Regions from separate parts of the Mus musculus genome. Here regions 1 and 2 are each linked to region 3. A link is a loop called in an ENCODE intact Hi-C map of the cell type or tissue named here. Cell type or tissue: heart. All regions are shown on one strand.

Region 1 (2,500 bases), 85 kb before region 3:
ACGTAGCTTGAGCTTCACCATTTCTTTATCGATCTCCATTCTTTTCAAGACCTTGTGAAAGCAACAGCCAGTGACCAGAACAAAGTTACCCTGTTCTATCAGGCGTAGCACCTCATTAGAGTGTGCTTTCTGGTCTCTTGAGGGCTCATAGCTCATAGCTCAGCAGTCTCCTACCCTCACTGCATGTAACTGGTGCTAGCTAAAGGATTTATGCCCGATGCTTGGCTTCACCTTTTGCTGACGATGTGTTTTCTGAAGAAGAGGGAGTGATGAGTCTACTAAAAATTGTTGAAAAGAGGGTGATGTTAGTCACTATGTGTGTCAGTAACTACATAAATTAATCTCAGGTACATCTTTCATTCCAGGTGTGAGCTGGGGAGCGATAGTTAATCTTGGTCAGCTTGATGGGATTTAGAATCGCTTTAGACAAGACTGATTCTCTCTCTTTCTTAGTAGCCATTGTCTTTAGCTCTTCACTCAGTTGCTGGGCCTTATGAGACATGAACATGGGCACACCAACTACTGTTGTCATTGGTACGTTTCATTTTGGGGACCATGATGTTAAAGCTTCATGGTTGTATATTGAAGACACCATCTCGATGGATGCACATGTTCCCGTACTCTGACTCTTGGAATCCCCCCACCTCCTCTTGAGTGATGTTCCCTGAGCCTTAGATGTAGGGTTTTGTGAAATGGGAACCTGGGCACGGGAAGTCCACAGTCAGTTGCTTTCTACATTTTGACCACTGGTGGATTTCTGTGATGGTTTCCATCTGCAGCAAAAAGAAGTTTCTTTGATGAGGGGTGAGAGCTACGTTTTTCTGAGCAGGAAGGATAGATATTTCTTCTAGAATCATCCACTTTGAAGTGGTAAGCTTAGTCTCAACTGCTTGGTTTAGCTAAAATGTATTTGATACATTTTAAACACTCTTCATTTAAAAAGAAAAAGAAAGAAAAGGAAGAAAGAAAGGAAGAAGAAAGAAAGAAAACATTTTAAAAGTAGAAGGGTTGAGGGAGTGGTGAGAGCCTTCAGAACAAGCCTGTGTTCTGGACTTCCTAGGGATAGGCCAAACACTTTGGCAGAGATTCAGGTATTGTAGCAATGAACTTGGGTCGAGGGAACAGTCAAGTCATTCTTTCCACTTAAGTGTTTAAAAATACAAACAGACTTTGATGTTAAAGAAGAAAGTGTGTGGACACAGAAAATAAGTACTGCAGTTGTTTCTTCTTGGGTTCCATAACATTTCTTAGCATAAGAAACGGCCTTGCTCCCTGCCATTGTTTAGCAAGGAAAATGGGTATTAGATGTCAATTTAGATCTAGGGAGATAAGTGAAAGTTCAAATGGCCTTTCCAGATAAGGCGTTTTCTCCAGTGGGTTTTTTTTTTTTCCCCTTGTGGAAATAAACAAATATCCCATTGCCTTTCATTAGAGTCTCTCTGATCTCAGTGCAGTTGTGGCGTGTATATCTGGATCGTTCTGGAAAGTTCTGATTGCTACTAGCAATGAAGACTTAAAGAATACTGAAAAGAATACTTTTGCCTCCTATAACTTAATGGACGGCCAGGTTCCATGTGGAGCCCTTGGGAGGGTAAGCAATACTGCGTATCCCCGGGGACATGAGTTCTCTTCTGCAGGTTCCACTCGCCAGTGCAGAGCATGACCTTGAATGAGCAGAGCACTCCCTTCAGAGCTGTGTGTGTGTGTGTGTGTGTGTGTGTGTGTGTGTGTGTGAGAGAGAGAGAGAGAGAGAGAGAGAGAGAGAGAGAGAGAGAACACTCGCTCACACGCTTCCATGTGCATGTGTGTCTGGACCAGAGGTCAATGTTGAGTGTCCTCTTCAATAGCTTACAACCTTATGTTTTGAGACAGTCTCTCTCCCTGAACCTTGAACTCACTGATTCACATAAGCTGAGTCACAAACACAATCCAGGGAGTTTCCTGTCTTTGCATCCTGGAGCTGGAATCACACACCTACACCTGGCTTTTATGTGGGTGATAAGGATCCAAAGTCAGGTCCTATGCCTGTGCAGCCAGCAGTTTACTGGCTGAACCATCTTCCCGTCCCCTTCAGGCCTTTAGACAGGAACATGGAGACACAGGAATGGAGATTTTGGAGGGGGAAAGAGAGCAGGCCTGAAGAGGGCCAGCCCAAAGTGTTTTGAAGAACGGAAAATTAAATATTGTCCACGTTGACAGTCTCCTCTGTCTGAAATTGCCTCAGGTTCAGGCATGCCATCTTTAAATATTTTTTTTAAGATTTATTTATTATTATATGTAAGTACACTGTAGCTGTCTTCAGACACACCAGAAGAGGAGTCAGATCTCATTACAGATGGTTGTGAGCCACCATGTGGTTGCTGGGATTTGAACTCTGGACCTTCAGAAGAGCAGTCGGGTGCTCTTACCCACTGAGCCATCTCACCAGCCTGCATGCCATCTTTAAAATAAATTTCTTTTTTGTTTTAGATTTCTTTTATTTTCATTTGTGGGAGTGTTT
Region 2 (2,500 bases), 51 kb before region 3:
TTTTAGGCCACAGGTTTGGTGCCCAGCATCCAACAACCAAACAGGCCAACAGGCAGAAGGCTCTTGGGCTTTGGCTAGAAAGTCAACCAAAGGCTTGCCAAAGACTGTGGATGGTTCTGGTGCTTGTCAGGGCTACACTTAAGGGACAGGAGTGGAAGGTTTTGCTGAGAGTCCCCGTGAGTAGCCAGACTTAGGTTTAGCATTCCTTACAGGAACTGGCTGGGTGTGGGTCTGCACTTCAGATAAGACTGGTGCTCCATTTGAGATTAAAAACCCTCCCCTGTCCTAAGCTTCACCCTTTCATCAGTCAGCTTTCACTTACTCCAGGTTACTCTCCAAGGAGAATAAAAACCTTTGAAAAGAGCATGACCATGGGTACTGCTTCTTCTAGTACTTCTATATTTACCCCTTTGCTGATGTATGTAAATTTATGTATGTAAATTTTTATTCAGATTTAATTAGCAATTCTTTCAGCTTGACCTTTGCCGATTTTCATTGGAAGCAGGAAAGCTGTCCAACGATGGGGACTGCTACGGGTGGGCTAGAGAGATGGCTCAGCTGCTCAGAGCACTGGCTGGTCTCTTAGAGAGAACCTGGGTTCAATTCCCAGCACACAAAAGAAGGCTCCCAATAGTCTGGGATTGGGACGCCAGCCCTACACAAGTGTGGCCCACAGACATACATGCAAGCAAACATCCATGCATACACAATTTCAAAAATTAAAAAAAGAAAAGTGAGCCGGGCGTGGTGGCGCATACCTTTAATCCCAGCACTTGGGAGGCAGAGGCAGGTGGATTTCTGAGTTCGAGGCTAGCCTGGTCTACAGAGTGAGTTCCAGGACAGGGCTACACAGAGAAACCCTGTCTCAAAAAAAAAAAAAAAAAAAAAAAAAAAAAGAGTTCTGCTTAAAAGCCATTTTCTGTTTCTTGGGGGGTGGGGGGAGGCATTAGACATTTTTTTGTCTTAAAAGCTCACAGTCAAGCTGAGAACCGAAAGTTAAAAAAAAAATAGCTTTATTTAAAATCTGGTTTTGGCCACTCACTTTTACCCAGAAATTCACGTGAATGGACTAAGCCACTGTGCTCACTGCAGGACCCCGTAGTCAGCTCGCAGAACACAGGAACACAAACAACTTGCTGAGGTTTCTTCTAGTTCACAATGGATGGCTTCCTCTTTCAACCCAGGGCATTGTCTCTGTCTCCTGTACTGGGGAGGCTGGTCACGTGGTGGACGATGCCAGTCTCAGTCACATCCTGAAACAGCAATGTGCTGCTTTTGCCATCCCTACCCCTCCCCCTCTCCGCTGTGGGGACCGAGGTCCCTGTAATCCTGGTGACTGACTCTGACAGTCCACGGCAGGGGCTGTGCTGTGAGGTGCAGACTCGTCCCTCACACGCTCCCTCATTGTTACCCTGGGGTCCCTTCTATACCCAATGCCTCCTCCTCCTCAGGAGGAAGGAAGGGAGGGAGGGAGGGAGGGAGGGAGGGAGGGAGGGAGGGAGGAAGGAAGGAAGGAAGAAAGGAAGGAAGGAGAGAAACCATGGTTCAACTCCCATGTTGCCTAGATCAGACCCTGTCTTTGTTAGTGTGACCACACTTCTTTTAGCATTATTTATTGTGGTAGTTACCACCATTCAAAGAACATGGAGTAAATATTGTCTTATCCAGAAAAACTATGTTGTGCAACAGAGAAACTTCGTGGGATGGCACATTTGAGAACACAAGAGGTGGAGGAGAAGGGGATGGCTTTTCTTTCTGTCCCTGTGTTTTCTTTTTTGTTTTTATTTGTCTGTCTGTTTTTTTTTTTTTTTTTTTTTTTCAAGACAGGGTTTCTCTGTGTAGTCCTGGATGTCCTGGAACTCCATCTGTAGGCCTTGAACTTAGAGATCCACATGCCTCTGCCTCCTGCGTGCTGGGATTAAAGGTGTAGCTGGCTCCTTCTCTCATTTTGTTCACAAAGGAAACAGAGTCATCACAAGGAACAGTGCCCTTGAGAGATACAGCTTCCACACTCAGGTCCCAGGAACAAAGGCATCTGTCTTTTCTTGTCATATGTGTTCAGCACCTGGGTTAAGGATTGCCTGAAAGAACTGTCCTAAAGAGCCTTTATATTTGGGGCAACTTTTTTTTTTTAACCTGAAAAACACTCGGGATTTCTAGCAAGCATTCAGTATATGTGGCACGGAATAATGAGTTGGGCTATTTAATAAGAAACATATTTGCCAGTTAGACATCAAATGAAGTGCTTAGAGTTACTCCAAGCTCTCTAAGCTCCAGTGCTCTTTGGGCAGAGCTTGCCCTTCCCCCACAGCAAGCCCTAGGTGTATGTCTGCTGAGCCAGAACACGCTCCTGGCCAGTTTTCCTCTCCCAACTCCCCTTTGTTCCCAGAGCCGAATTTCAAACTTGGCGTGGAATCCCAAAGGTGGCTTTCTGCTGGAGCATGTGTGTGTCACTATTGCTGCTATGGATCTCTGTGGCCCCGGTGTGGCTTTAGTCCCA
Region 3 (2,500 bases):
TACTTGACTTTGAAACCTTAATTGATGTTTACATTTCATGTATGGATATTTCCAAGTTAGAATTAGGTTTAAATTGGTCATATAGTTGAATTCTCAAAAGACAACAATAGTCTAAAAGCCGATGCTTCTGTCTCCCTCTTCCTTGTATGGCTACTGTAGCACTATGCTAGGTACTTTAGGATGTTATCTAATGTTACTAAATTTTTCTAATATTCCTTAAGAGCTTTGCAGTATACAGAATGTAAATTAATGAAGCTCGAAATAGTTTTCTACCTAATTTTTTTTTTTTTTTTTTTTTGGTTCAGCAAGACAGTTGGCCTAAGTTTGCACAGTGGCCTATTGAACTTGTTGAATTCCGCGTGTCCTTACATCCTTTTCTGGTTTAGAAAGGCAGGCAGCCTGCTCTGTCTCTTCAGGGGCCAAGAATTTCAGCAATCTTGATAGCCTAAAATATTCTATTGAGATCCCTGTCTAGCGAGGCGGGAGAAGGGGGCTGGGATTATCTCAGTGTCCAGATTTGTACCTGGTTTATTTAAGGCAGTCGGTTTGTCCTGAGCCTTCTAGAACGCTTCTGTTGTGCTTTAAACAAAAACATATCTCCAATGGGGTAACAGTGCCGAGACACATGGTGACAGTTGTGACCATTGTTACTTGCGAGGCTAAAGAAACCACAGTTGGGTATTGGCCAGGCCGACCTTAATTGTCACACTCCTGCGTGGGGCCCATCTGGGGTTGCTGGTTGAGGAGAAAGTAGACAAGTCTGTGTAGGGAGTCAAAAAGCTTTAGTACACAGGAGTTTGGGGTTCTCGGGGGTGGGGGTGAATCGAATTCTGCCGGATCTGTGATAAAAACAAACAGGATGGATCGCGCGGCAGCGGAAACCGCCTAGCAAGTAACTTGGGTAGCCGAGCTTTTCCTTCCGCGCGGGGGTCGGACCCGGCCTGGCCCCGCCCCTCGCGGAGGCCCCGCCCCCGCCGGCTGGGCATGCTCAGTGGCCCGGTCCGGCAGGTTTTGCGTGGCCGCCTGAGTTGCCCGCGACGGCTCTGCCCGCCGACGGCACGTCTCTCGGCGGCCGCGCGTTCCGGGGAAGTTACGTGCGGGAGCAGGCTTTGGAGGAGACGCCCGAGGGTGTAGGGGACAGCCGGAGGCCCGGGTACTGCGGAGCGGCGAGCCGGCGGAGGGCGGCGGAGGCCGAGCAGGCGGCCGGGTGTGCCCCGCGGAGAAGCCCGGGCGGGGCGGACGCTTCCCGGACTTTTGTCCCACTTGAATCCCCTCCCCGTGGGCCGGGCCTTTCCGGCCTCCCCCGCCCCTGCCCCGCTCGTCCCCGGGAGATGTTTATGCGGACGGTGGCGTGAGGAGCGGGCGGGCCGGCGGCGCGGAGTTTCGGGTCCGAGGAGCTTCGCGCGGCGCGGAGAGAGACAAGATGTCCGCCAGGGCCGCGGCCGCTAAGGTGAGAACCTCTCGGCCAGCCGGGCGGCGGGCTGGGCGGCGGGGGGCGGCGGGGGAGCCTCGCCCCGCCCTCCCCGCGGCGGCAGCCGGGGGCGACCGCGGCGGGGCGGTGAGGGAAGGCGGGAGGGCGGGCTGGGGGTGCGCCTGCCGCCCGGGCAGGTGCACGGCTGCCGGTGCCTGGCTCCGGCTCGCGCTGGGAGGCGACGTGCAACAGGTCCCGCGCCTGGAAAGTCGCCCCGGGTGAGGATTCTCAGGTCCCGGGAGCGTGTCTGCGGAGACCCGGGGGTGTCAGCTGCAGCAGGAGGGTGGGTGGGTAGCCGCGGGGCTGGCTCTGGAGGAGTGGTTGGTACCCGACGAAACCCTATAGTTTCGATCTGATGTCACCCGCTGCGGTATGCGCAATGGCAGCGATAAAGCTTGGAGACAGCAAAACACTCAGCTCTAGAGTAGCTATGGTTTATTTTGAGGTTTATTATTTATGTGAGGCCACAGAAGGAGGAAAGTTTTTAAGCACTTTAATTTCAACTTTCAGAAGTAGCACAAAGTGTCCCTACACATGGACAGTAAGATGGGTGCAAACCAAAAGAGCCCGGTGAATTCTGCACAAAACAACTTGCCTATTTTCCTGTGTGCTTTGAAGTGTGCTTCTTGACAGTGTGTTATATTATTATTACATTAGGCTAAAATTCTTAAAGATGAAGTAGAATCCTTCTTTTGTACGTTTTAATTAAAAAAAAATCCTAAAGTGCTTGCTTTTTCAATGACAGACATACAGTGTGAGAAAAATCAATCCGTTATTCAAACAGCTTAAACAGGTGGTGATTTTATGTAGTTTTCTATTTGAAATACTTAATCATAACCTTTGAGAATAGATGGAAATTTCTGAATTCTTGACAGGACCTTGTTTCTTTGGCAGATACAAGGTTTAGTATAGATTGTTTTAAGGAATAGAGTATTGCTCCTGTAGGAGTAATTTAGTTTGTATCTTTTTTTTTGAGCAAACATTGATAAGAGATCTAAAAGAAAGACTGGGTCCAAAAACTAGAATCAG

Evidence for each region. Peaks named below come from ENCODE experiments on the same cell type or tissue, not always from the same donor. Only the 100,000 strongest peaks of a DNase experiment are listed, where the experiment ranks them.
Region 1: it touches region 3 in a loop (2.4-fold over the local background); 5 of 42 quality-filtered maps call a loop at or near these places.
Region 2: it touches region 3 in a loop (2.5-fold over the local background); 12 of 42 quality-filtered maps call a loop at or near these places.

Annotation. Positions count from the first base shown.
Region 1 is chr7:65,454,830-65,457,329 of GRCm38, reverse strand. It overlaps a transcript of Tjp1 not described here. Among named protein-coding and RNA genes, the nearest start is that of Tjp1, 85 kb to the right of the region's middle. In heart, a CTCF peak has its summit at 1,372; no DNase peak of the experiment used is centred here.
Region 2 is chr7:65,420,385-65,422,884 of GRCm38, reverse strand. It overlaps a transcript of Tjp1 not described here. Among named protein-coding and RNA genes, the nearest start is that of Tjp1, 50 kb to the right of the region's middle. In heart, no CTCF peak of the experiment used is centred here; a DNase peak (open chromatin) is centred at 1,214; H3K4me3 peaks cover 487 bases; H3K27ac peaks cover 2,152 bases.
Region 3 is chr7:65,369,760-65,372,259 of GRCm38, reverse strand. Tjp1 (tight junction protein 1) reads left to right here and starts at 1,016. Exons shown (of 27, transcript NM_001163574.1): 1 at 1,016-1,450. The coding sequence starts at 1,424. In heart, no CTCF peak of the experiment used is centred here; DNase peaks (open chromatin) are centred at 969 and 1,249; H3K4me3 peaks cover 2,175 bases; H3K27ac peaks cover 2,177 bases.